Regions from separate parts of the Mus musculus genome. Here regions 2, 3, 4, 5, 6 and 7 are each linked to region 1. The links are chromatin loops, found by intact Hi-C in ENCODE. Cell type or tissue: left cerebral cortex. All regions are shown on one strand.

Region 1 (4,000 bases):
AAGCATGCACGGAAGTAATTATATAAATAAGATTGCATGTGGTAAGAGTTATAAGGACTATAAATAATGTGTTTAGGGTAAGCTATTAGTTTTGTGGTGAAAACAGTCTTGTGCTGTATAGAGAAATGGTTTCAAAAAATTACACCGGCAACATGCTGTCCCCTAAATTCTTTGGGATTCCATTTAATATTCCTTTATTAGAAATGACTGTGTTGGGCTGGAGAGATGGCTCAGCGGTTAAGAGCACTGATTGCTCTTCCAAAGCTCCTGAGTTCAATCCCCAGCAACCACACCGTGGCTCACAGCCATCTGTAATGGGTTCCAATTTCTTCTTCTGCTGTGTCTGAAGACAGGTACAGTGTACTCACATACATGAAATAAATAGAAAAAAATTTTTTAAAGAAATGACTGCTTATAGCATAAGTTCATCTATTCTATATGAAATGTAATTAACTTTATAGTATTTTATAATGATTTTTAAAGATTTGCTGCCAACAGGCATTTTTAAGTCAAAATGAAATATCGATCAGTAATTGTATTCATTTTCTCTTCATTTGTGAATTTTAGGTAAATTATAGAATCGTTTCAAACCTACAACGTTTGAGATTGCTCTGTTAAGTTCTTCCTCCGCAGCTTATAGTTCGGAGTCTCAATATGCAGAAAATAGTCCCTGACATAGCGGATGGGTTCATAAGTCCCTCCCAGGTTCTCACACTGAATGGTGTTGATGATATGGCAATAGAAGTTCATTTTGCTACATTTAGTATTACTGAGTAGCTAAGGTGTCTAGGACGGTGTATAATTTTTTGTCTTTACTGTTGTAAGGATTCCGGTGTCCAAAATGTTCTCAGTCCCAGTCACTATGCCTTTAAGACTGACGAAATGCTTTTAGGTACTGATGCTGCAGGATCGTGTGAATGAGCTGCTTAAAGCGCCTCCCTCAAAGTGGAGTGGGAAGCAGCTCCCCCCACCCCCCGCGACCCCGCTCTGGAGTTCAAGCCACACCTTCCCCCTATCGGCTGGGTGCAGGTGGCCAAACCCTCAGGACCTGGCACCACTGCTCTGTGGCTTGTCCTATCCTCGTGTCACGTGACATGGGTCAGCTGCGCAGTCGAGACCCTCAAGCAAGGCGGGTGCAAACGCCTAGCACCGGGACCCAGGAATCTAGTCTTTCCGTCACCCCCCCCCCCCACTCCCCAACCAATCCTCCGAACCATCCCGGAAAAGGGGGAGGCCGGTGACGTCACCATCCGGGCACTGGATGGTGGGGCCATGGTTCACAATGGAACAAAAACAAGCAGCCCTAGTCAAACTAGCGACGCGGCTGCAGCTTGCGTGCTTATTAACCCTTTCCTGTCCACATCCCTGCCATTCCCGACAGTCAGTCCCTTTGCCCAGGCCGCATGCCGGATCTCTCCCTTCCCCCCACTCCACCCTCCTCTTTGGAGTGGTCCGAGTCCTTCGTCAGCTCTCGGTTCGGTCCCCTACGGTTTGTAAGGGTCTCTGGCTCCCTCGCATGACCCCCTGCAGTGGCCGTCCGGAAGCGATGGTACGATCTTTCCCTAGCATTGTCTTCCCCTCCCCCACCCAGCTCGCAGTGTTCCAGGCGACGGGGCCTTGTCTGGGCCCCCTAGTGGCCCACAGCGCTCTTCCTTTCTTTCCCTCAACAGCCTGAGGTGGACAGGGAGAGGGGGCAGCTGGCCCAGAGGGGGGCTGGGCAAGGGGAGGGGCCGGGCCGGGCGCTGAGGGCGGGGCTTGGAGGGGGAGGGCCCTGATGGGGGCGGAGAAGCGCTGAGCCTTGGGCGGTGCTGAGACTAGTGGGAGTCTGCGCTGCCGCTGCTGTTGCTGCCGCCGTCGCCGCCGCCTCCGACACTGCCACCGCCACCGCCACCACCACCGGCCGTGCGGGTTTTCTTTCTTTTTCTTTCTGTCTTTTCTTTTCTTTCTTGATTTGTTGGGTTCGCCATATTGACGAGGCTGTGGTACCCAAGGCTGCGGAAGCTAGAGTCCGCCGGTGGCGGAGCCGCAAGCTCTCGGTAAACGGCCCATTGGGGCCCTCCTCCCTGTCCCAGCGAACCCCCTCCCTGCCTGCACCGGCTCCCAGGCCTCGCGGGAGTCGGCCGCCGCCGCCTCGCCCTCCAGGGAGGCGGCCGCCTTTACCGCCCCAGGGCTTGGGGTGGGTGACGGGAGTGAGGACAGGAGCGGTAGCTAAGCGAGCAGGCCTGGAGTGGGGGGACAGAGGCGGCGACTAGGGGAAGGTGAAACTGCCGCTGCAGGAGGAGGAGCAGGAGGAGGTGACGCAGGAGAAACGCACCGCCCGGAGCTTGTCTGAGCTCAGCGCCCGAGCCTGAGGGGAGAAGGGGGAAGAGGGCTGCGGCCGGCCGAGAGGGAGGCGGCGGCCGTGGTCACCGCTGCCCTAGGGCGGCCAGGGTGAGGGCCAGACCCCTGGTCGGTACGCGTCGCGCGTCGCGAGCCCGCCCGCCATCCGCAGCCTCTCATATTTTTGTCCCTCGCCAGCCCCCGGCTTGGGATGCTCCCAGGTTAGGCCCGGTCCCGGGATCGAGCTTTTGCATCTCGTCTCCCGCCTCCGCGTGGCCCGCTTCGTAGGAGACTCCCGGGTTGTGTTTGGTGAGTACCGAGCCCGGCGGCGCCCAGGGCCTCCGGCTGGCTGGAGGGCTGGGGAGGACGGCGCGAGGGGGTGTGTGTGCGTAAGCGGTCCTCCCTTGGGGGCCTGGCTGCCGGGGTTGGGGGTCGCCCCGAGCCCCGGCCGTCGCGGGCGCGCGCGAGCCTCCGTGGTGCGCGCGGCCGGCGTCCCGCGAGCGTGTGTCCGTGTCCGTGAGTGAGCGTGGCGCTGTGTGTGCGTGTGTGTTTTGGACTGGCAGGGAAAATGGCTGACGGCTCCGGCCCTCCCCCTTCCTCCCCCTTCCCTGCCTGACGGGAGTGGAGAGGAGGAGGAGGAGGAGAAGGAGGAGGATGGAGACTCCGGCGCGCCGTGCCGCCCCTCCACCCGCGCGGGAGGTCGGTCGGGAGCGCGCGGGGGCGCGGGCACGGCGCGGGCGGGGGCGGGGACGGTTGGTTCGCGCGCCCCTTAACCCGGCGGCGGACGCCCTCGGCCTGTTCCACTTGACACCGAACGCCATTACTGAGGTGGAGTGATTTGGAGCGGGAGCGCTAGGCCCCGGCGACGCCTGGCTATCAGGCCCGCGGACGAGTTGGCCTCCTCGCCGCCCTCCCGCGATAACCCGCAGTCGCTCAGCGGCCCAGTGCCCTGAGAAGGCCGAGCCGGTTATCGCTCCCCCACACCTCCCTCGCCCCCTCCGGCTGCTCACGGTGGGCCAAAGGCCCGGAAGGATGTTTTGATGCCGAAATCGCTTCCAAGCGACAGTAGACCGACCACCTTTGTATTTTTAGCTGTTCCTGAAGGAGGAGGAAAAAACGAAGACGAAGAAAGGAAATACTAGTATGTGCAAGTTTGTAACTGATAAAACCTTGAGATGCTGGTGATGTGAGGCTGCAGGCTTGATAAATGGCTTGTTTTTCATTCATTGTGAAATATTTAAGTTAAACAGGTGCGAAGCTGGGGGTTTTGTTTCTGTTTGGATTTCTTCAGAGACTGGAAGATAAGATTTTTAGATACGACGTGCTTAAATTATTTTGAAAGTTCTGTAGTTAACACCGTTAATTGAATTTTCACAGCCACAGTTTACAGGTGTGTGTAATTGCCACAGAGGGTCGTTGATTGTAAATGAAGGAATTGTGGGGTTTTGGTAATATTTTTGTTTCTGTTAGTAGGAGAGGCACTCGAAATAATTTTTTTTTAACCTTAAAACCCACCAGCCTTGCATCTCTCTTTTTTTGTATAATTTGACTTATGAAGAATTATTTTGGGTGTACTTACGTGGGAACTCTGTAGCCAGTAATAAAAGAGCTCATTCGCTTCATTTATTATAAGGATTGGTTAACCATGACTAGGTTTGACACTTGAGCTTAATTAAAAATA
Region 2 (4,000 bases), 210 kb before region 1:
TCCCGTAGCAAACGCTCATTTCCTAAGGGTGACATGCGCTCAAGTGGCCTGCTTGAGAACAGAAGTCAGTGAGAGAACTGAAGAAAATCTGTTCTGAAACTAAGACAGATTTCCTAACAAACCTTTGGAAAGACACCCCGTGGTCCCTTTCAGTTCCCTATGAACGCCACACGGGAACCGGGTGGGAGTGCAAGCTAAACGCAAGGAATTCAAAGAGCCAAGGTTGCTGATGGCTGATGTCAGAGCAGGTACTTTAGAACTCCAGAATTTTCTGGGCGGAGAGCAGGGTGGGGGTGGGGTGGGGAGCTGTGTGACATTGCTCCCTAAGCTCTTTTCAGCCTTTTTTCTCCCAGCAGCCCATTTTAAATGAACAATAGAATTGCAAACCCTTCATTCACCACATGACGTGATCTCTGATTGCTTGAACAACACTGCTCTGTGCAATCATTTCCTACCCAGTAAGAATCATTTCTCTTCGCCTTAGTGATAATATCCTGTTGAAATATAATGCCTGCCAGTTCCAGACAGTGACTACATAATGTCTGGAGTCTTTTTTTTTTATTCCTTCTTCTATATTTAACCTTTGAATACAAGTGATAAGAGAAGTTCCCAGATGAAGAGAATCTTTGAGTCTATGCTGAAATCTGTAATTACTTAACATCCTCTGATAAAACAGTGAGTCGGTAAGTGTATAGTACATAGATGACCCTTGTTCTCTGCCTTCAGATACCAGCTGTGTGAGGAGAATGGATGCGGGTTTTCCCACAAAGCTGGTACAATGCATAACAACTGTCTTTGAACAAGCACATGTACACACTGTGTAATTTTAAAAAAAACAACCAAATACCTGGCAATTACTTATATTTATTTAATATGTGTTTGGGTGTTTTGCCTGCATGTATGCCCATGCACATGTGTGGCTGGTGCCTGTGGAGGACAGAAGAGGGCATTGGATCTCCTGGAACTAGAATTAAGCTGCCATGTAGGTGCTGGGCATTGAACCAGGTCAACTGTGATGTGTTAATAAAAAGATAAAGAGAGAAGAGATTATGTTCTTTGGATGTGTGGTGAGGTGTGGGGGAAGGGAATGTCTCAGCAGGCCCATGCTGAGGCATGCCTTCCCTTTGAGGGACCAGCCACAGAACAGTATAGAATAGAATAGAATAGAGTTTATTCAGGGCATGGGGAGGGGAGTTAAGAAGGTAGTAGAGGCAGAGAAAGGTAGAGAGAGGAGAGGAGAGGAGGAGAGGCAGGCCATGAGCACATGGTGGTGGTGGGGGTGGGGAAGGGTCGAGGAGACAGAGCAGGAGCAAGAAGGAAAGAGACCAAGAGAACAAGAGAGGGAGGAGGGGGCAAGCAGCCCTTTTAATAGTGGACCAGGCCTACATGGCTGTTGCCAGGTCACTGTGGGGAGGAGCATACCTGGCTGGCCCCATGGTGTTAATTTAACACTCTTTATTGGATACACAAAGGCAGATTTTTCTGTAGAAAATCAAGTGAAAAGACTAACTGCCCAGTAGACTACTGGGCTGATAGGAAAACAAAGAAAGAGAAGGGTGGGTCTTGCTAAGGATGCTTATAATACGGGCTATTAGAACTCAAGGCAGGGCTAGAAAGACAGCTCAGCATTGAGATCATATATGGCTCTTACAGAGGACCTGAGTTTGGGTACCATGTTGGGTGGCTCACAACTGCCTATAACTCCAGCTCCAAGGCATCTGATGCTCTCTTTGGACTTTTGCAGACACAAACCAACACACCCATCCACACAATTAAAATAATGAAACGAATCTTAAAGAAAGCAGCAGTAGCTAGGCGGTGGTAGCACATGCCTTTGATCCCAGCACTTAGGAGGCAAAGATGGGTCTATAGATTGAGTTCTAGAAAGCAGGGATACACAGAGAAACCCTGTCTTGAAAATTAAAACAAGAAAGGAAGCACAACTTGAGGCAAAAACAAGCCACCAAAGTGAGGCCCAGTGCAGGAGAGATCACAAAGTCATAGAAGGGAGTCAGGAAAAAACAGGTTTCCAAACCTGCATTCCTTCCTAGCACCTAGGCTGAACTGGGATGGTTGTTATGCCGCTATGCTGGAGTCAGGTTTCTGTAGACAGGACTGTGTTCCTGGGCTCCGGCCTACCATACTCTGACCCTGCAACTCTACTCCATCCAGTGGCCAGAGGTATCCATAACACTTCCTGTTTGGGAATCTGCTCTGGCCTCCTTCTGGTCTTCCCAGTCCCTCTATTCTATATCTATGGCTAGACGGCAAAGGTTTTCACAGAACGGCAGGAGGCACGCGCAAAGGCAGTGGTGGGCACTTCCTAAAAGGGACCATTGTGAAGGAAGACACTTTCACAGTGGGAAAGGACCATGGCCAGAGAGCTCATGGTTTGGTCTCATATGTTGGTAGTCAGGTTTTAAGTTATTTGAAAGTTTCTGAAACAGATTTCCTGCAAGGCAGATTCCTGTCCAGGTGATTGACAGCCCCATTTAGATTAACTCTTAAGAGAAGGGACAAAGTGCTTTTGTTCCTGCTGGACAGTAATCTTCCTGGCAGCTCAGAATTTCATATCTGTATCCAGGGCTAGACATATGACTCACACCCCATTCTTTTAACCAAAAGTCATGTAACAGAGTAAGTTAAAAGGGATCATAGAAAGAAAAAAATAAGAACCTAATGAAACCTGTTAAAATAGTAATACTTTACCAGGAAGAAATGGGCTTCCCTTCATGGGCCTCAACAAAGCCAGGCTGTCTCTATGTTAAGGTGTTTTAAATCTTGGGGCTGCAGAGATGGCTCATTGGAGAAAGTGTTTGTCACACAAGCATTGAGGACCTGAGTTCAGATTCCCAGAACCTGCATGAAAACTGGAATAGGAGGTGCACACATGTAACCCCTGTGGTGAGGAGCAGAGACTGGCAGATCCTGGGGGCTGGCTGGCCAGCCAGTCTAGCCAAAGTGGCAACCTTAAGTTTGATGGGCCATTTCTATAAAAATAAGATGAGAAGAATAGAGGAAGAGATCTAACACAAAGCCCTATCCTCTACTCACATGTGCGAGTATGAGAACACTCTCCCGTCTCCCATGACAGATGCATGTGTAACAAGCACATGTGTACATGTACACACACATGTGTGCACACCTGAACACACACACACACACAAATAAAAAATCATTAACAGAGGCTGGGAGATGTTTGCCCATGCCTTTAATCCCAGCACTTGGGAGGCAAAGGCAGGCAGATCTCTGCCAGGCTGGTCTACATAGAGAGTTCCAGGAGAGCCTGTGATACACAGAGGAACCCTGTCTACAAAAGAAAAACAAAACAAACAAACGAACAAACAAAACCAAACCAAAGGTTGGAGAGATGGCTCAGCAGTTAAGAACACTGGCTGCTTCCAGAGGTCCCGAGTTCAATTCCCAGCAACCACATAGTGGCTCACAACCATCTGTAATAGAATCTGATGCCCTTTTTGGTGTGTCTGAAAACAGTGACAATATACTCATATACATAAAATAAATAGATCTTTAAAAAAAAATGAGTGTATTACAGGGAACACAGGAAGCCTGAAAGAGAAACACAGGTCCCTGAAGCTGGTTAGGAATGAAGAGGTCACCCTCAGTGACCTTCAAATCTGAAAATTCATTTACTCAATCGCTTTCTTGCTTGTTTTCTTGTTTTTTTTCCTAAGATAGACTCTCTCTGTGTAGCCCTGGCTGTCCTAGAACTCACTATGTAGACCAGGCTAGCCTCAAACTCAGTCTCTGCCTCTTGAGTGCTGGAATCAAAGGCATGGGCCACTATGCAGAAAAATCTGCAGATTTCTAACTAGGTACTTACAGCTCCCAAGCAGACACCCACCTGCCTTTGTTCGCTATGTTGCCACAGTAGTATACTATAGTCTGGGCAATTTATCACAGAAACAATAGAAAGCAAGAATTTGACTTCTCATGGTCCTCAAGGCTAAGGAATCCCACACGAAAAGGTGCTGGCGTT
Region 3 (4,000 bases), 310 kb before region 1:
TCTTATTTTTCACTGAACACAGCTTCTGGGTTAGATATTGAGCTGTAAGGATCTGGACACAGAATGTGGAATTCAGCTGAGGGCTGTGCTTGAGATATGTTTAGGAGTCATACAAATGATGGGGGGGGGGGACTAAACATAGATTATTCTATATCAATAAAACAGATCTCTCTCCATAAACTAAATCCTAAAATTAAAAATAGAACACAATTCAATACATTTTTACAAATTCTTTACAGAAAACCAATCACATGATCCATGATCAGTCTTTTTACCACAGCTACGCACAGGACATATATTAAACTGTCTTGAATTCTTATGAACACATGCAATATACGTACATTACTACAAGAACTAAGCTTGACAGATCACTCAGTCAGAAGCCATACGGGGTGAGGGACGTACACACACCTGTAATCCTAGCTCTTACTAGATGAGGAAATCGTGTGTTAAAAAAAAAAAATCTCAGCCAGGTGTAGTGGCTCATACTTGTAATCCCAACACTAAAGCGGCTGAGCCAGAACTGAAGGTTAGCGACCAGCCCGATTACACAGGAAGACCCCGTCTCAATAGTAAGGAGAATAGTAATACCGCCACCACTTTTGATAAGGTTAAGCTTTGTCTCATTCAATAAAATATTGTACATCAAAACTGAAAGGGAATGTTTTACAAGAGTAAGTGAAGCCCGCCCTAATTCTTTTAGTCATGTACAATGTAATTCTCCAGTAACAAAGTATTGCAAGATACATCCTAGCGTCTACATACTAACGTATTTCCCTGGAAACCTGAGGGAGCCTAACAATAGGTAAAAAGAAAACTTTTATGGACCTCAGGTAGAAGATGCTAAAGAGTTTCAAATTTTCCTAGTACCTTTTATTCACATAGTGAACCATCCGTGTAGTCGGCTTGTACTCTGAAGGTATTAACACCCTAATCACGCCCCAAGGCATTTCATAGGTAACTAGACTGAAACCCGGAGGCTCATTAGAAAAAAAGTATTCTACTTTCACTACATCCATAAAGACTTAACACGCTTTCAAATGTTGCAGAAAGAATCAGAATTTATAATGTAATTGTTTTACACAGAATCGACCTCCGGCATTTTAAGAGAAACAATTGCAACCTTCATTTAAAACATTGTCAAAAAAGATGTAAAACATTTCCCTTCGTTGAAAATCCCGTTCAGTTCGAATTCTACGTAGTCCTCAATGCTTACTCTTCGACTTAGGTTTTTAGAAAATATTCCACATAGAAATTAATACACTTCTGTTGGGAACTCAAGACAAAAATCCCAAAGACAATCTTCAGCGCAAGTGTTAACATGCGAAACTAACCAGTCTCCGTGCTTTCATCGTCAACCAGATCCCCAATAGTTACCTCCTCCCTGTCCCCAGAACCTAAACCCCATGAATTTCCAAATTCTACGCTCAGCAGCCTAGCTCAGTAAATGGCAAGCATAAGCCTCTCTTGAAGGCGGGAAGGGCAAGTGAGGAGCCGGGAAGCAGGCATGGGTTCGCAGCACTTACAAGTCCGTCAACACCATAAGCTCCGAGTAGGCCCGGTGGAGCAGAAATTCGATGAGCGTGCTAAGCCGGTATCCAGGGCTAGCTGCCGCCGCAGCTGCCGCCGCCACAGCGGCTGCGGGCGGCGGGGGAGCCGGGGCAGACGCGGAGCCGCTGCTGCTGCCTCCGCCGCCGCTGCTGCCACCGCCGCCGCCAGGAGGGATCAGCTGGTGGTTGTCCAGCTGCACTGGGGCCATGGCGGCGTACAGCCCGGCTCGGGGCAACCGCCTGAGATGCGGCCCTGGAGCCTCCTCCCGGGCTCGGTGACCGCACCGAGGCGGGCGCGGGCAGAGTGGCCGCCGCCTAGCGCCAGGCCGCCTCTGAACAGGAAGCCGAGCCCAAGCTGCGGAGGCCCGCCCCCATGTAGGGCCGGGCCGGCCGGCCGCAGGGAGGCGAGCGTGGGGCGGGAGGGCAGAGAGGCGGGCCGGCCGCCACTCAAGTGGGGAAGCTTCCGCGACTGCTCAGCGGCCGCCCGGCCGGCGGGTTATAGCGTCCATGTTGCTGGGCCGAGAGCGGAAGTCGCCAGGCAGAACGGAAGGGGAACCCGCGGGAGGCCCTTTCCAAAGGCAACCTGCGACCGTTCCCCGCGCTGTGCTGTTCTGGGGGACAGGAGGAGGGGGTGCGTGGGAGAGGGGCGGAGCCAGGAGGTGCGTGGGCGGGAAAGCGGAAAGGGGGGTGGGCGCAAGGCGCCGGAAGCCGCGCCGCCAGTCCAGCGGCCGCGTCACAGTAACGTCAGTGGTCCCTAAGCGCTCTTTTTCCCCGCCTAGGCGACCGCAGCGGGACGGTGAACGGAGAAGGGTTGGCGGAGAAACCACCCGTCTCTCCTCTCGGGGCCCCAAAAAGGCGGCCTGCGGCGACCGCGCGCTGTGACTGTCCAACGCACGCTCCGCCCATAGGCGACCCTGGCGCGACGCGTGGGAGAAAACGTTACAGTCTCTTTTTTTCCTTTTTCCTTTTTTTTTTTTGTCAATTGTGGGACAAGAGCAACGACACAATAACGTCATTTGAATGCAGTCTCCTGTGTGCCGCGCCTTTGCTGTCACCCAAAGCCCAACATTGAAACACATGTAGTCCTTAAATCCTTTGCTGGTGTTCTTGGCTTTTGTCCCTGCCCTTGCAGTAGCCGCCCTATCCTGCCTGGGTTTTCATCTTTCCAACTACAGCCTCTTTCTCCCAAAATCCACATGTTTTGTCTGTTTTCTAATCTTGGCTTCTGTTTGAAACGAACTGCAAGCCTTTAAACATGTCTGTGGGTTCCCTCCACCTCCATAGATTCGGAAGCAATTGGTCTTTCGTGATGTCTGGGCTTCGAAAGTTTTTTTGTGTGCGTTTATTTTTGTTTTTTGTTTAGTAACCTAGCTATTCTCACGCACAAGTCACGGAAAAATTAACTGTTAAAAGCGTCTATTTTTGTGACCCTACCTAAACATCGTTTTGCAGCTTCATCTCTCGCAGGTGTAACAGATGCTCATGCTGATCGTAAGGTTAGACAATTCTCTTTGTTCTCCACTTGTACAATTGCAGTGCTCTTGATTCTTGGTCTCACTGTGTTGTCGGGGCTGGCATTTTTTAGCTCTTGAGCTCAAAGTAATTGGGATCACAAGCTCCTCCACTACCTCATCCATTTTTCAGATTGATAAATCATGTATTTATGGGGTACAGTGTTAAATTGCATATGTTTATGGGGTACAGTGCATGAATACACTCCCGAATGAACAAATCGGACTCATTGACTTTGATCACCTCTCATACTTTATTCTTTGTGGTGACAGCTAGAATATACCACCACCTCCTGCCACAACATTGCCTTTTGCAGGACTAAGGATTGAATCCAACCAAATCCTTGCCTATAGTAGGCAAACATTCTGCCTTTATATCCCCAGCTATTTTTTATTGAGTTGGGTTCTCCTTAAATGACATAGGCTCACCTGGGACTTGCTATGTAAATTAGAATGATAACTTGTGATCCCCTCCCTCAGTCTCCTAAGTATTTGGGATTATTGGTGTGCACCTCATGTCCAACTAAAATTCACTCTTATCTGTAGGAGATGTTATTCTATATCTGGGATATTAACTAACATCGCTATGTAACATATTGCTGCCTAACTGAAACATTGTATCTTTTGAGCAACATTTCCCTTTTCTCTGCCCTCAGCATCTGATAAAAATTATTTACTGTTGCTTTAGTGAATTGGACTTGTTAAGATTCCACTTGAAGTGAGAAGAGATACTGGCTTTGTGTGCCTGTCTTATTTGACAATATGTAATGTCCTCTTGATCCATACATGTTGTTGCAGGTGACATTTCATTGTGTATGATATATAATAGACATGTCTACAGTCTCACAGTATAACTCAGACTGACTGTAAGCTAAATCCCCCCTGCCTCACTCCTGAATGCTAGGACACTGTACATGATGAGACACACACATTTTTTTT
Region 4 (4,000 bases), 130 kb before region 1:
AGTAGGTTACTAGAGTATTGTCTGTAATTCCATCTTGAATGGTGGGTAGTTATTGACTTTATCTCCTTACATCATTTACTTAATGATTCTTCAAAATCAATAGTCTTTTTTTTCTTATTTAGTTTTTATTCATAATCATAAACTGAACTCTGCAATCCATCTATACTTGGAGGGGAATGAGGAAAATATGGAACCCACAGAACTTCAGTGAGAGCAGAGATTACAGGGTACTGTGAGCAGGTGGGGTGGGGGCGCTCTCCTGAGCTACAGAAGGAATGGTCTGATGGATAAGATGCCCCCAAGTCAAGCTGTGCAGAGTAGGCAATGGTGATCTTGCAGTTCCTAGACCCAAAATGCTCATGGCTTCCACAATGCTCATGCCTTCTTTCACTAAAGACCACATGCTTGGGATCCAGTCTTGGCAGTGCAGATAAAAATCTGGGAACCATTAGTGTTTGGCCCAGCATTTGCCATGGACAAGGAGATGTCAGGATGGCCCTGCCACCAGTGCCATTATGGTGTGTGCCATCACCACCCTGGCTCATGAAACCTGGAATAATTCTGCAAAAGGAGGAATCCTTATATCCAAACTCTTTCCAGTGCTCAGAGCAGGAAAGTTTTCTGCTGTCCCTGGAACTTTGTCTGCAAATAGCTTGAAGGAGACGTGGCCCAAGGGCTCACCATCACCCCACTGTGAAGTACACAGTGGGGTTGACCGTGGCTGCAGCAAGCAGCAACAGGGAACAGCAGTGTCTACAAAGCCAAACTCAGTGGTTTTCAACATGTGGGTCAGGACCCCCTAAGGTTTGGTATATCAGATATCCTAAATATCAAATACTTACATTATGATTCAGAACAGTAGCAAAATCATAGTTATGAAGTAGAAAAAAAACCTTTTGTTCTCTAAGGCAGAGATTGGGGGTCACCACAACATGAAGTAGTGTATTAAAGGGCTGTAGCATTAGGAAGGTTGAGAACCGCTGGTATAGAGAATCTATGTATGTTGTATATATAATTCGTTATAAGTCATGTGCATCTGACTGAGTATGTATGGTCTGATTGCTTCATTATCCCACTAGCTTTTGCATATAAAGTTTTATGTCCCAGTCAGGCATGATGGCGCAGGCCTACAGTCCCAGTACTTGGGAGGCTGAGGCAAAAGGATCATGAGATGAACATGGGAAGACATCTGAAAATCTGCAAGGTCCCATGCTTCCTACAGTAGTACTAAGGTGAGGAAATTTGCTTAGTTTTCTGTGATCTAAATTGATTTGACCATAAAAATCCTCTCATAAACTCTTTAAATATCTCAAAAGCCAGTAGAACTCATGTGACCTGTCTAGAGAGTACAGTTCCTGGGAAACTTTGCTGGTTGCTTTTCTCATATCAGAGCATTGAAAATGTATTATCAAAGCCAGGCAGTGGTGGTGCTTGGGAGGCAGAGGCAGATGGATCTCTGTGAGTTTGAGGCCAGCCTGGTTTACATTATAAAGTTTCAGGATAGCCACGGCTACGAAGAGAAACCCTGCCTCAAACAAACAAACAAACAAACAAACACACAAACAAAAAGTATTATCGTGTAGTGCTCAAAGTATTTCTCAAAAAAAAAAAAAAAGATGAAACCTTTTACCTTAACCCTGAGATGTCTTAGTCTGACCCACCGGCAAATGAGCATTAATTTGATGTACGAGGAGAGAGGGAATCTCAGGATATACTGGTAGGAGAGTTGGCAAATATACAAGCAAGATAAGGAAGAGAAGTGGGATGAGTTACTGAACATGTTGTAGTTATGGGCAGTTGAGGCTCTACTATGGAAGAGACACCGTGTACCCATCCAAAACAGACACACACACACACACACACCTCTGAAGGCAGGAAGCTAGTGTATTTATCTTAAGCTGAATCCCAGTTTTATTCCTTGGCACATCCCTTCTTTCTTGTGCTGGCCATAGCCAAGGGAAAGTGTGCAAACTACTGGCCACAGGTTCTTGCAGTAAAAGTATTGGTCTTGTGCTGGAAAGTGAGTGCCAAGGGACTATGAAAGGGCCAATGTCAGTATCTGCCACGTCTCTGAATTTTAAGTGTGTTTTTCCTAGTCTCTTCTTGGCTCCAGTGTAGTTAAATATACAACCTTACTAGTAAAATATTTTGAAAATACTGAAGCAAGCTATTGATTTTTTTTTTTAAGTCCAAAAAGCCATCTGAGAATGATCAAGTTGGCAGTAGTAAGGTAGGCAGGCTGGAAGGCATGACCACTTGAGCTGCAGCTGACACCTCTGGAATGAGGCAGATGCTGTGGAGGTGGGCACACCTGCAGGGGTGTGGGGCCACAAACCCAGCTTCTGGGTTAAGAGCAGTCCAGTATAGCTGACAGCTGTGATTAGAAAGATCAGAGCTGTGGAGACGGAGAGTTGGCTCAGTAGGTAAAGTGCCTGCCAAGTAAGCACAAAATCTTGAGTTTGGATCTCATGTACCCACCCACGTTGCGGTGTGTGTGTGGGGGCAATCTTGGGAGACTCACTGGCTGGCCAGTCTCGTGAAAACTGAGAGCCACAGGTTCAGTGAGAGGCCCTGTCAAAAACTAAGGTGGAGAGAAATTAAGGAAGATACCTGACAACAATCTCTGGCCTCCACACATGCCAATGTATATTCATACATACATACACATACATACACACACACACACACACACAGAGAGAGAGAGAGAGAGAGAGAGAGAGAAACAGAGAGAGACAGAGAGAGACAGACAGATAGATAGACAGACAGACAGACCAACAGACAGACAGAAGTGAACATAGTGTCCCTAAGGGCACTTGTACATCTGCTACAAGTCCAGGCATAGACAGTGCTTAGACACCCAGGGGACAATAGGCAACGGGTAACAGTTACTTGTCTGTAGAATGCTCTTGGCAATACTAAGGCAAGATCCAGAGCCACAGAAAACGTTCAGAAGTAGATGGGTTGTCAAGGCAGACTCTTAAGTATCTGAAGCAAGTATAAGAGCAAGAGAGAGAGTCAAAAGTAGAAGTGTGGCTAACAATGTGCAGAACTGTGACTCCAGCTACAGAGACAAAATTTTCTAGATTGAGATACCATAAGCTGCAAGAATCTCAGTTCTGAGTCCCAGCATGTGGAGAAATATTCCACCCAAATGCAGTGTGTATGTCCTAAAGCATAGAACGTCTGAATCACAGATAAATGGGCATCACCTGGTACTTGAAGTAGAGGGACAAGACCTTCAAGGCAAGGGATGGGCCCTGCTGTGATGTTTGCAGCTCAGAAGTTGTCATGAGCCAGGGCCTCCATCCTTCCTTCTCAATGTGTTCTTTTCGATTATTGTTTACATGTATTTGTTTATTGTTTGTTTGTTTAGTGTGTGTTTGCAAGCTTTGTGTGTGTGTGTGTGTGTGCGTGTGTGTGCGTGTGTGAATGCTATGGTGCTCAGGCAGAAGTCAGAAGCTCACAGAGTTGGTTCTCTCTTTCCACCAAGTGAGTGGAGGGCTAAGGCTTGGCAGTAAGTGCCTTTGCTCCCTGAACCATCTCTCTGGCCCTGAATGCATAGCCCCGACTGTTCCCTTGTTCTACTCCTACCACAAGCCTTTGGGGTAGGGAGGAAGGAAAGAAGGAAGGGCAGGAGGGAGGGAGGGAGGGAGGGAGGGAGGGAGGGAGGGAGGGAGGGAGGGAGGGAGGGAGGGCAGGGAGGGAGGGGGAGGGAGGGAGGGAGGGAGGAAGGAAGGAAGGAAGGAAGGAAGGAAGGAAGGAAGGAAGGAAGGAAGGGGTGAGTAGAAGATTGAGAGAGAGACTGATCAGACCAAGCCACCAAACCAATCAGACCTACTACATCCTGAGCTGTGATCAGGGCCCCACCCAAACCACCTAGCCAGCTTTTCCTTCTCCATCCCACGCTCTTGGCCTCTGAAATTCACTGAGAGAGGATTCGAGAGCACTTTGAATAGCCTCTACTTTGAACAGAAAAACTCCCCTCCCCTTGATTTCCCTG
Region 5 (4,000 bases), 200 kb before region 1:
CTCTGGCCGCTTATTTCTTCATTTCTTTGTTTCAGACAGGGTCTTGCTGAGTAGCTCAGGCGGTCCTCAAACTCAAGATCTTGCTGATTGTGCCTTGCAAGCCTTGGGGTTACAGGTATGCACCACACTTGGCTTTCTCAGATGTATTTTTATAATTTTCTTTTTATTTTTAAAGATTTATTTATTTATTTATTTTATTTATTTATTTATTATATGTTAGTACACTGTAGCTGTCTTCAGACGCACCAGAAGAGGGCGTCAGATCTCATTACGGGTGGTTGTGAGCCACCATGTGGTTGCTGGGATTTGAACTTCGGACCTTCGGAAGAGCAGTCGGGTGCTCTTACCCACTGAACCATCTCACCAGCCCCCTTTTTATAATTTTCAAGGTTTGTTTTTATTTGTGTGTACATGCTGAGCATGTGTACACACGTGGGGGGCAGGTGACTGAGCTGGACATAGGTACTGAGAGCCAAGAGCAGCATACTCTTGCCTGGTAAATCGTCTCCCGTCCCCTATTTTATTTCTATTTACTTTTGAGACATGGTCTCACTATGTGGTAGTGGTTAGATAGCCTTGAACTCACTATGTAGCAGACTGTCCTAAAAACTTGCAGTAATCCCGCCGCCCCTGGCTCCTTTGTGCTGGAATTAGAGAATTACCGTCATGCCTGTATGCTTTTAATAAAAAGAAAATAATAATGGTAACACTAGGTCCTCTCCATCAGACTTCATTATGCTGACAGTAAACTAATTTTTTTTTTTAAAAAAAGCAAAACCCAAAGGGCCAAATAGATTGGGAGAGTAACAGCAGCAGAACTTTGGGGGTGAAGATGCAAAACACATAGGGAAATGGACCGCAGGGGCTGAATCCAAGAAGCAAACTGACCTTTTGTTAAGCTTCAGAAAGACTCTGGATTTGGATGGGGGGCCCAACTCTAGCTTATGAAACTGGGGTGTAGGTGAAGCTGGAAAATAAGAAGCCATATTGAAAACAGTTGGGTCAGTGTGAATCCGGTTTGGAGATAGAAGCAGTGTAAACAGGACGCTGCTGCACAGAGAACCAGGACCGCAATAGCACATACTCAGCAGGTGCTGCTGAGCGACACCCCTAGGCTGAACAGAAGGGATTTAATGTACTGACTAATGTATTGCATCAACGAGTTGACTAATTAGGAAGTTGTTCGGTAGGCATTGAAAGCACACAAAGAGAACTCTGAGAAAGAAGGTATCATGGAGACAGTAACCACAGGAGGCAGTGATAATCCTCAAGGCTGGGGAAACAAAGAAGAGAGTGGAATTATTAAAAAGCAAACAACAAAAAAAATAAGTATGTCAGAGAAGGGTCCCAAAGGACTGGAACGTAGGACCCACCCCCACGCCCCCAAAGCAGGGCGTTGCTGCACGCACAGGTTCAAGTGTCCCTGGGATGAGGGTGTGATAAGGTAGCTCAAGCACTGCAGACCTGCCTTGCTGCAGGGAAACGCAGCTGCTGGAGCGTTTAAGCCAGGCTGGGCTGCGGCAGGCTGGAGTGGGAAGCTGGTCCCTCTTCCTTTGCTAGCCGCTGCTTCCCTCTACTGCCCTCTACGGGTGAAGTCTAGCAAGGACCAGCCAGCAAAATCAATGCGGCTAGCAGACTCCGCCCAGCCAGCACAAAGCCAGACAGAAAAGGGTGGATTAGAGCCAGAAGACAAAACAGTAATTATTGACAGTGTGTGTGTCAGGAGCCATAGATTCCCAGCCTCAGAGATGTAACGGCTCCCCCGACCCCTGCCGCATGCCGAACAATCTGTGTGTGCGCCTGTGTGTGTGTGTGTGTGTGTGTGTGTGTGTGCGCGCGCGCGCGCGCGCGGGGATGTGTTTAAAGGGTGTTGTCACTTGACTGGGGCATATTAAGCATTGCTGAACGAGGGATTCTACATCAAGAATGAGGAGTAATTGAGGGTGAAATGACCCTCAGCCCTCATCGTCCGGTCACCTTCAATGGAAGATATCACCTGTCATCAGCATGCCAGAAAGCTGCATTTCTCAGGCACTGACAGCTTTAGACACCAGAATAGTGGTCTAAACTGGGTTTCAGCAAACGTCATACCAAACAACCCTCATCAGACTCTCTTCTAATCCTGTCCTTAGGTTCTAATCTTATAACCTGGAACTAGTATATACCCCAGGAAACCCACTACATCAAGACAGAACATAAAACATTGACTATAAAATCATTTGGAAGAAAAAGAATCCATTGAGAGATGTAGCCACTTCAACAGTTAATATTTTCTGAGAAATAGGAGATGATATTGCAACCACATAAAAACACCTAAGGGAGCCGGGTGGTGGTGACTAACGCCTTTAATCCCAGCACTTGGGAGGCAGAGGCAGGCGGATTTCTGAGTTTGAGGCCAGCCTGGTCCACAGAGTGAGTTCCAGGACAGCCAGCACTACACAGAGAAACCCTGTCTTGAAAAACCAAGAACCAAACCAAACCAAAACAAAACCACCTAAGGGATAGGAAAAGTCCCCTGGAGATTTGAAAAGAAAAGAGAAGAAAAGAAAAGGAAAGGAAAGAAAAGGAAAGGAAAGAAAAGGAAAGGAAAGGAAAGAAAAGAAAAGAAAAGAACTGACTAGAATACATGAAAAACTCAACGGTCAGATTGAAAGCTAAGGTTGAGTAAATCTCTCAAATATGAAACCGTACCCAACCATGGTGGCACAAGCCTTTAATGTCAGCCCTCAGGAGGCAGAAGCAGGTAGATGTTTGTTCCAGGAGAGCTGGAGCTCTACAATGAGACCCTCTTTCAAAATATTTTTAATTAATTAATTAATTAAAAACATACAAAAGAAGGCCCGGAGATGTAGTTCAGTTAGCAGAGTTCTTGCCTTATAATAAATGCTGGCTAGATGGGTGGCTCAGTGGTTGGGTGCTTTCCACCCCCCACATCCAGTGGGTCACATCTGCCCGGAATACCAATTCCATGTGTACACCTCCTCCCTCACACATAGAGCATCATCCAAAACAAAATCAGTATTTTAAAAATGCCAAGAAAAATGAATTCCAACAGAGACTTCTGGACCTGTAACAAGAACCCATTAACGGGACTAATTAACAACATGTTTAGATAAACAATCTCAAAAACTTGACCTCCCATGCCCTGAGTCCTCAAGAGCTAGCAGAGCTGCTCCAGCAAGGAAGAAAGATCCTTAAGAGGAGGAGTGTGGTGATGGGAGCTCCCAGGGTGACAGTGGATGAGACTCACAGCCCACCAGGGTGCAAGCCCTGCAGGCAGGTCCAGTGATAGGAAAGCTGGATGCTGAAGACTAACGGATGAGCACAGAAGGGCTGAGAGGTAGCTCAGGAGTGAGTATAGGCTTATTTCTGCATGAAGCCCTGGCTTCTATTCTCAGCAGTGGAAGAAAGAGAGGGAGGGACGGGGAGGGGGAACTAAGGAAAAGGAAGAGAGAATGGTACTATATAGCCTCACCGTGAAGCACATTTATACAATTATAATGATGTAAAGGTTCCATGTTGGTTTAGTCAAAATGATGATGCAACTTGATTGGGGGCTCGAGGACTGGCAGTGTGGCACTGTTTATGGGAACAGTAATTTTCTTTTGTACATTTAGATGTCCCTGTACAGGTCAGGGCAACACTACCCTCATGTGCGCAAAGTACAAGAAGAATCTATTACCAGAGGAGAAAATGGTTGCCTTGGGGAGTAGGAGAAAAAGGATGGATAATTTTGGTGAAAATGAAACAACCTACATTTGAAATATAAGAAACGGAAATTGAAAAAACGTTTTTAAAAGAAAAAGAGCCAGACTGGAGAGATGGCTCAGTGGTTAAGAACACTGACTGCTCTTCCAAAGGTCCTGAGTTCAAATCCCAGCAACCACATGGTGGCTCACAACCATCTGTGACGAGATCTGATGCCCTCTTCTGGTGTGACTGAAAACAGCTACACTGTATATATATATATATATATATATATATATATATATATATATAT
Region 6 (4,000 bases), 150 kb before region 1:
CTCCGCGATGGTTAAGTTTGGTTTGCAACACTTATGTCAGGCAGCTCCGGCGTCATCTGAGGACTGCAGCCTCAGAGAGGACCTGAACTCAAGTGCACATACTCTCACAAAGACACAAACATACACATATTTAAAAAAAAAAAGCAATATAACAACAAAAGGAGTCATATAATGAGTTTTAATAGCCAATGTCTAGGGTCACCAGTTCTTATCCCAGAGCCAGTCCCACACTCCTGCTTACCTGTCTTCACCATTTCACAGCAAATGCTAGGCCTTGTATTGTTTCATTTGTCAATAATTCATGTGCATGCAGAATAAATGAGCCCCGGGGACTTTCTCATGCTAGCCAGCACCCGCAATCCCAGCACTCAGGAAGCAGAGGCAGTAGGATCATGAATCCTAGGCTAGCCTGAGCTACAAAGAGAAGTCTGTGCAAGAAAACAAAAGATGCAGAGCTGGAGAGACAGCTTGGCAGTTAAGAGCAGTGGCTGCTCTTCCAGAGGACCCCAGTTTAATTCCCAGCACCCACATGGCGGCTCACAGCTGTCTGTAACTCCAGTTCCGGGGATCCAACACCTTCACACACACAGGCAGGCAAAAGACCAATGCACGTAAAAATAAATATATAAGAAAAGAAAAGATGAAAGTAATGGGTTTCAGCGATGCTCATTAGTGGACACTAATGAATAAAGAAAGCATTAAGTAAAATCAGGCCTGGAAACTTTCTAATAAATGAACCAGGCTCGTGGTACCTTGAGATGACACACACGCTATCCATCTCTTGCTGTGGCGTGACCCAAAGTACATTACAGTGCCTATTAAATAATCCCACCTATAACAAAGCGTCAATAAGTTTCTGTGTCTAAAAGAGCAGATGAGTGGAGTGACTGCCTGCAGAAGCAATCAGCCAGTGTCAAGGATCAGCCTGCATTTTCTTTCTTTTTTTTTTCCTTTCCTTTTCTTTTCTTCTTCTTTTTTTTTGTTTTGTTTTGTTTTGGTTTGGTTTGGTTTTGGTTTTTTGAGACAGGGTTTCTCTGTGTAGCCCTGGCTGTCCTGGAACTCACTTTGTAGACCAGGCTGGCCTCGAACTCAGAAATCTGCCTGCCTCTGCCTCCCAAGTGCTGGGATTAAAGGCGTGCACCACCACCACCCGGCCAGTCTGCATTTTCAATAAGTCAATAGCACGGAAGTAAGGTGGGGATAAGGCTGTTAGTGAATAACACAAACTTCAGGGCCCTGGTAACCAAGTGGAATGTAGGATCCTTGCTTAGGTCTTAAGTATGTCTTTCTTATCGTTAAGGACCTTTGGATACAGATTAAAGTGAGACGATGCTGTGGAATTATTGGTGCTGGGAATGGAATTCAGTGACAAAATGCTTGCCTAGCAGGCATTGGGCCTCAAGTTTGAGTCCCAGCCCAACAAATGAAAAAGAAAGAAAAAGAGAAGGAAAAAAAGAAAAGAAGGAAAAAAGGAGAAAGAGACTTTTGTTGTTTCTAGAATTGGGGATTTAACCCAAGACCTTGCACATGCTAGACAAACACTCGACCACAGAGCTACAGAGCCCAGTTATTCGTTTTGAAGATGCAGCTGGGCGTGGATGGAACTTAAAACAACTTCCATGACTTTACTAGGTAGAAATGCTTATAGAAGCATTTTTTGGATGCCACAACATGGTCTGGGTTTTGCTTTAAACTACTCTGACAAAAACAAAGTGTGTCTCTACATAACAAATGCCTTAAAGACAGTCATTAATTCCTTCAGAGAAAAATACTTCTGTCTCCATTCCTGACTGAGAGGTTTTAAATAATTTTCAGAGGGTACTGGATGCATACACCCACCTCCACGGGTTTCTAGCTCCAGAGTCTACAGGATTTAGTTGGCTACATCATGTTCATCGCTATTTCTCTCTCCATTTGTCACAGTGTATATAACATGTCTCTGAGAGTCTGCCTTTTATAGACCATTGACCAATCATAGCCATTTTAAAAAAGATTTATTATGTAGTTCTGCCTGCAAATATGCCTGCATACCAGAAGAGGGCGCCAGATCTCATTATAGAAGGTTCTGAGCCACCATTTGGTTGCAAGGAATTGAACTCAAGACCTCCTGAAAAGCAGTCAGTGCTCTCAACCTCTGAGCCATCTCTCCAGGCCTCATAGCCATTTTTTTAATTTTAATTTTTGTTTTATGTATATGTGTGTTTGTCTGTGTGGGGGGAGGGGGTACCCCCTGTGCATATAGCGCCCTCAGTTGTCAGAAGAGGTGTCTGATCCTCTAGGACTGGAGTTATAGACAATTGTGAGTTGCCATGTAGGGGCTGGGAATTGAATGTGGGTCCTCTGGAAGAACAACCAGTAGTTTTAACCACTGAGCCATCTCCCCAGCCCCAGGTCCTAGTCATTTTTTATTCGATCAGTTAATTCATTTGTGTGTATGAATGTGCATGTACTGTGTGTTAGGGTACACATATGTCACAGTGCTCCTGTGGTAGTCAGAGGCCCAACTTGGGTGTGAGTTCTTGCCTACCCTTTGTTTGAAGTACTGGCTCATATTGCTGCTACCCTGCACCCTAGGCTAGCTGTTCTATGAATTTCTGGTGGGGAGGACAGCTATTCTCCTGCTGTCTTGCTGTGAGAGTGCTGGACTAGTTCTCACTCCCGGCCTTTACTTGGGCTCCAGGGATTCGAACTCAAATTGACTGAAAAGGTTGTTTTTTTTGTTTTTTGTTTTTGTTTTTTTGAGACAGGGTTTCTCTGTGTAGCCCTGGCTGTCCTGGAACTCACTTTGTAGACCAGGCTGGCCTTGAACTCAGAAACCCGCCTGCCTCTGCCTTCCCAGTGCTGGGATTAAAGGCGTGCGCCACCACGCCCGGCAACAACAGAATTATTTCTTAATCCCTAAAATTCAGTGCTTTCAAGAGGATTTGCACCGAATTCAGTTGATGCATGGCAATTTTGCCAAGGATGGGTAAATTTAGTATTATAGTGTGTGTTTTTGTGTGTATGATGTGTGTGTGTGTGTGTGTGTGTGTGTGTAGTCATGCCAGGTAATATGTGGAGTAGGGCAGTCAGGGAACAACTCTATAGAGTCAGTTCTTTCCTTCCATGCAGAAAAAAAATACCCATTTATATAAAATAAAAACAAAGGAAACTTTCAAAAATTCAAACAAGAACAAATGTTAGAGTACGTGAATGAGGGCATTCAGCAAGGCCACAAGATATGCAGTCAAGCCGGGCGTGGTGGCGCATGCCTTTAATCCCAGCACTCAGAAGGCAGAGGCAGGTGGATTTCTGAGTTCGAGGCCAGCCTGGTCTACAAAGTGAGTTCCAGGACAGCCAGAGCTATATAGAGAAACCCTGTCTCAAAAACCAAAAACCAAAAAAAAAAAAAAAAAAAAAAAAAGAAAAAGATGTGCAGTCAAGGCCAACCACAGTATTTCTAACAGTTTGCAGGGTGATTCTTGCATAGTTGCAATTTGACTTTTTCTTTTCTTGTAATCTTTTGAGACAGGGTCTCATTTATATAGCTGTGGCTATCCTGAAACTCACTCTGTATACTAGACTGGCCTCAAACTCACAGAGATCTATCCATCTCAGCTTCTGGAGTGCTAGGGTTAAAGGCATGTGCCACCATGTTTTAAAGAAGCCCTAACTTTTAAAAAAGATCATCTGCATAGCTCTAAAAATGAAATCACTAGATAAAAATTTAATGACACATTTTTAGGCTCTAGACACTAAAACTATTTAGAAACTAAGAAGATAGGACAAACAGGTAAAGAAATGGAAATATAAATTGGAAGATTCAACATAGAAACAGAGCAAGTGCCTCCAAATGACCTGTAGATGTCAAAAACTTGTCAGAATTGTTTTGTAGACAAGTGAATTTTAAACTGGAAAGGCAGTCACTAGCATAAGTGAAACAATTTAAAGAAGAACAAAGTCCGAAGCATCTTCAGTTCCTATTTCTAAGACTTACCAGGGGCTGGAGAAATAATTCAGT
Region 7 (4,000 bases), 390 kb before region 1:
ATGTATAAAAATTCATTTAACATTTTAAAACCACACTTAAAAGAGAAAATACCTGAAAAGTTAATTCTATTAATAAAATTATTTGAAACAATATCATCCTGCAGATAAAAATACATTTCTTGTATATACATGTAGATTTCTACATGAAAGCTAGGATTCAGCTCCAAATAGAAAAGGATTGACTCCTGATCAAGACATCTTAGATTGCCGAACCCATGTGATTAGTACTGTGAAGAGAACTGGAAACAGAAGGAGAAAAAGGTTAAGCTAAAGGAAGAATCAAAGTTTAGTCACCTACTCTGGAACAGTGGCAGAGTTGGGTGAAAAGCAGGAGATGAAAGCAGAAAAGAGACAAAGAAGACAAAGAAGGCCTCAACTCTGACTGCAAGGGAGACTCAAGCCAAGTTGAGGAGAACACATGATACAGTTGCAGTAAGATACTTAAAAAACTAGAATTTCATGGTTATACTTGTAGAAGCTCAATCATCTTAAAATGTAATCAGACAAACATCTAAAATTTCATCAAGGATAATACATTGTCTAGATAACTCAGCATGATATTATCATTTAAAAAAACACACAAAACAAAACAAAACAAAAACTCCTCCAAATAACATCAAGTTATCAGAAGACATTTGAATCACACCATATTCATTAAAGTTTAAAAAGTCCCTGACTGGCTTCAAGAGACAGTACAGTACTCTTAAAAAGAAATCCTATTGAGATGTACCAGTGCCAGAAACTCCACTGAACACTGGACAGGCACTGCACTGTGGACTTTTTAAATGACTGGACTAGGTTGTGACCAGCAAAACGTCCTATTGTCTTGCTGACGACAGATTAAATTGAGATTGTTTAGAACAACCCCAAATGGGCTGGGGAAGGTAAAAAGTTAAATAAGATAAAAGAAAAACGTCATGCAAATTAGAGCAGTCACGTTTTTGTTCCTAGTTAATGCTGTATACATTTTTAAGTATACCTTAAAAATGACATTTTCCTAGCAAAAAGGTTCCCATTTTCTCACATATGAGAATCGTATTCTTTGGGATCCTTGATCTCTTTTTTAAAGACAAAGCTCTTTCATTTTAGCAAAATCCTATACTGAAAAACAACTGAGGTGCTAAAGACTATCACCAGTCAGGTTAGGAATGTCTGAAGAAACTAACCTTAAAACAAGAATGTTTTTGGTCAAATTTCAGACATACATAATTAAAAAACTGACTGGCCCCACCAGATTAAAGATGAAGGGAGGCCCTAAGAACTCTAGAGAGCTTATACATACACAAGTGTCTCTTTTAGATCCTAGTTTTATTAAATATTGCTTCTTTGGGATGTGTTTAACAGCTCCCAAAACCATTTCGGAGTAAGGATTCAAAGCGGGCATATTAAAATACAGCTTCAATATAAAGTTTGTCACAGTTTTACAGTATTCAAAACTGACAGACCTGCCTTAAAAAATAAAAATAAAAATCAAAAAGGACCATTACACCCAAAACATAAGAAAACAATTAAATAAACAAGTTTGGCATTTTCATTATTTTATAGTATAAAACAGAATATTAAATCTATTACTGGCACGAGGACACTGATCTGTTACCTAGTTTGAAATGTGTCGCATTTAAACACACTATACAAGTTCACTATACAAAAAAATTGATGGTCTTTTTGATGAAGTGCACCCTGAAAATGTTGCCAGTTTAGAATATTTAGCTCTTAAGGTTAAAAAAAGTCCTTTTCCTTTTTAAAACTGAAGGCTGAATTCAGCCTTTTTGTGTGTGTGTGTTGTTTTGTTTCATTAGTCAGCCTTCCTGGTTTAAAAACAATAGTGTCTATGGACGCCCACCAGGGGGCAGTGTAAGATTAGCCATTAAATCACGAACAGCTGCAAATATTGTGCATTCACCTGCAACAGAGAAAAATGGTCATTAGCTATTCGCAGTGGAGGAGAGACGTTAACACACCAGTGAGGGAAGGGATGGTTAAAATCAGTCACGAATTTGAAATCAAAGACGTTAAGTATTTTAAACTATTCAGATTTTAGGCAGTAGGAACTGGTGTGGTGTAACATTATATTTGGGTTGGGCATTGTTTTTGTCTCAGGAAGAAACTGGGAGCACATGTCAAGTTTAAACAGAGAGAAAGAGATGCTTTCAGTGCACGGAAGCAGTGCCACATTGGATAAGACTTGAACAGTCTGACTCTAGAATACTTAATGCATTCTTGATCTAACGATAGTTCTAATGTATATCAGTGCATTAGTTATGACATCCGTGATGTCCTTCCAGCTAACTCTGCATGAAAGGCCAGATAAGGCTACTTCCACTAAGTTATAGTAATACTGCTGACCAATACAATGTTCTGCAGCAAAAGAAATGTCCATGCTCTACACAGCACTACTTTGGCTAAGAAATTCAACATTTTCATTTTATATTGTAGTTAGGTTAAATTTTAAATTTGGCTAGTGAAGTTATACTGCACAATGAAAGTCTATGACAGCTCATAGAGATTGTTGGCTTCATGGAAATATTTGACTTCTAAATTTACACATTAAGACTGAAGTCAATTAAATACAAAAATAAAGGAGGTTTTGTTTCTGTTTTCAAAGGAGAAAAGGTTTATTAAGCTTAGGTATTTTTCCCCTTTTCTTTTCATTGTAGTTGTTATAAGACAACGAATGGTCTATGTAAGCCAAACTGGTTTAGAACTCAAAACTCTCCTGCCTCAGCCTCCAGGGGCAGAGATTACAGGTGTAACACCACTGAACCAAGCTAGCATTTTCCCTCAAAATGTTTGCACTGTGGGAGAAGGGCAAGGAAGCTGACATATCTCATGGCAAGGATGTAAAAACTCGATTGTGGAGGTACAACTCATACTCCTCATCCTCACGCCAAACTAGATCCTTCCTGTTAGAACAGGCTTTGACACTACTTATGGCTGATAGGGGGTGAACGGAAGCCCTCATAGGAATTATGGCCTGTCAAAGGGTAGGACACTGTGTTCCTGTGCAAGTCACTGCCAGTCTTTGCTCCAAGCACTGGAAAATGAGGGTACAGACAAAAGGACAAAGGAAATCCAAAGGTTTGTCCAACCAAAGAAGGAACAAAAGAAAAAAAGAAAGCACCCCCATAATACCTTACCAATTCTTAACAAACTGCGGTGCGTATGTGTGCATGTACATGTGCAAGCGCATGTGTGTGCATGCATGCCTGTGCATACAGGGACATGCATACACACTTTGACACTTTACACTGATAGGTAGAAAATTTGCTAGATCACAGTAAGATCAAATCATTTCCCTTTTAATTTTTCAATCCCAGTGGATAGGACATACTTAAAAGTTATCCATATGAAGGAATTATGTTTACCATCCGAGTTCTACTAGACTGCTAACTTGAGAATTGTGATGGCTTTAAATTTTGATTCCTGAGGGCCTATTCTCAGCTGAAGAGAAAGGTTAAAGAATGAAAGCAGAAAGTTGTCAGAAGTATTCTAACAAACGAAGCACACTGTTCTCTACTGCCCAGTGGATTCCTTAGAAACTGAGGCAAGCCCTTACCTAGGTATGGAATGGGGGAACAGATAGCTTTTAAAAACTTCCTTTTCCCCTCAGGATTCCTAAAACTTTTGACACTGATACTTTAAAATGTTTCAGAGAACAGCTTTGTCCTCATTTCTCCTAATTCTGTTTGCAAGCTATTCTAAGGCTATAAAGAGGACTTCCTTAGCATCAGGCATGAGCGTACATTCATAAATATTAGAAATGAGCAAAACTGAAGCAAAGTTCTCTTTGCTGAGCTTCATGATTTAGACCCCCAAATTTGGCATTGCCAGGAGTTAAGTGTGGGCTACTCCATTGTCGAAGGGACCTCATTTATCTGTCAAGAAACACTCTGGTTTCCTGGGAAATGTCCAGTCTCAGAGCTTCACTGTGCGTTCAGGGTAAAGGCTCACTTGCACCCGCCTGACACTTACATAAGAAGCCCAAAAAGCAGCGATGCCA

What was found. Hi-C counts contacts between places; a loop is a spot of excess contacts. Peaks named below come from ENCODE experiments on the same cell type or tissue, not always from the same donor. Only the 100,000 strongest peaks of a DNase experiment are listed, where the experiment ranks them.
Region 2: a loop joins it to region 1, with 4 times the contacts of the local background. A loop is called at or near these places in 2 of 42 quality-filtered maps.
Region 3: it touches region 1 in a loop (10-fold over the local background); 4 of 42 quality-filtered maps call a loop at or near these places.
Region 4: a loop joins it to region 1, with 2.7 times the contacts of the local background. A loop is called at or near these places in 4 of 42 quality-filtered maps.
Region 5: a loop joins it to region 1, with 7 times the contacts of the local background. A loop is called at or near these places in 8 of 42 quality-filtered maps.
Region 6: a loop joins it to region 1, with 6 times the contacts of the local background. A loop is called at or near these places in 14 of 42 quality-filtered maps.
Region 7: it touches region 1 in a loop (2.3-fold over the local background); 6 of 42 quality-filtered maps call a loop at or near these places.

The regions. Positions count from the first base shown.
Region 1 is chrX:13,069,698-13,073,697 of GRCm38, forward strand. It overlaps Usp9x (ubiquitin specific peptidase 9, X chromosome), which reads left to right and starts at 1,801. Exons shown (of 45, transcript NM_009481.2): 1 at 1,801-2,036. In left cerebral cortex, a CTCF peak has its summit at 1,620 (motif pointing left); DNase peaks (open chromatin) are centred at 288, 975, 1,400, 2,282 and 2 more places; H3K4me3 peaks cover 3,518 bases; H3K27ac peaks cover 2,673 bases.
Region 2 is chrX:12,858,232-12,862,231 of GRCm38, forward strand. No RefSeq gene overlaps it. Among named protein-coding and RNA genes, the nearest start is that of AA414768, 77 kb to the right of the region's middle. In left cerebral cortex, a CTCF peak has its summit at 2,177; DNase peaks (open chromatin) are centred at 353 and 2,202; H3K4me3 peaks cover 456 bases; H3K27ac peaks cover 778 bases.
Region 3 is chrX:12,759,941-12,763,940 of GRCm38, forward strand. It overlaps Med14 (mediator complex subunit 14), which reads right to left and starts at 2,033. Exons shown (of 31, transcript NM_001048208.1): 1 at 1,527-2,033. The coding sequence starts at 1,759. It overlaps Gm14634 (predicted gene 14634), which reads left to right and starts at 2,338. Exons shown (of 5, transcript NR_045852.1): 1 at 2,338-3,046. In left cerebral cortex, a CTCF peak has its summit at 1,911; DNase peaks (open chromatin) are centred at 1,609, 2,208 and 3,037; H3K4me3 peaks cover 3,502 bases; H3K27ac peaks cover 2,639 bases.
Region 4 is chrX:12,944,282-12,948,281 of GRCm38, forward strand. It overlaps the pseudogene Gm14534. Among named protein-coding and RNA genes, the nearest start is that of AA414768, 9.4 kb to the left of the region's middle. In left cerebral cortex, no CTCF peak of the experiment used is centred here; a DNase peak (open chromatin) is centred at 2,486.
Region 5 is chrX:12,872,294-12,876,293 of GRCm38, forward strand. No RefSeq gene overlaps it. Among named protein-coding and RNA genes, the nearest start is that of AA414768, 63 kb to the right of the region's middle. In left cerebral cortex, CTCF peaks have their summits at 1,585 (motif pointing left) and 3,910 (motif pointing left); a DNase peak (open chromatin) is centred at 1,576; H3K4me3 peaks cover 915 bases; H3K27ac peaks cover 1,037 bases.
Region 6 is chrX:12,917,735-12,921,734 of GRCm38, forward strand. No RefSeq gene overlaps it. Among named protein-coding and RNA genes, the nearest start is that of AA414768, 17 kb to the right of the region's middle. In left cerebral cortex, a CTCF peak has its summit at 2,030 (motif pointing right); no DNase peak of the experiment used is centred here.
Region 7 is chrX:12,675,749-12,679,748 of GRCm38, forward strand. It overlaps Med14 (mediator complex subunit 14), which reads right to left. Exons shown (of 31, transcript NM_001048208.1): 31 at 1-1,903. The coding sequence ends at 1,830. Among named protein-coding and RNA genes, the nearest start is that of 1810030O07Rik, 4.1 kb to the left of the region's middle. In left cerebral cortex, a CTCF peak has its summit at 1,841 (motif pointing right); DNase peaks (open chromatin) are centred at 1,860 and 2,909.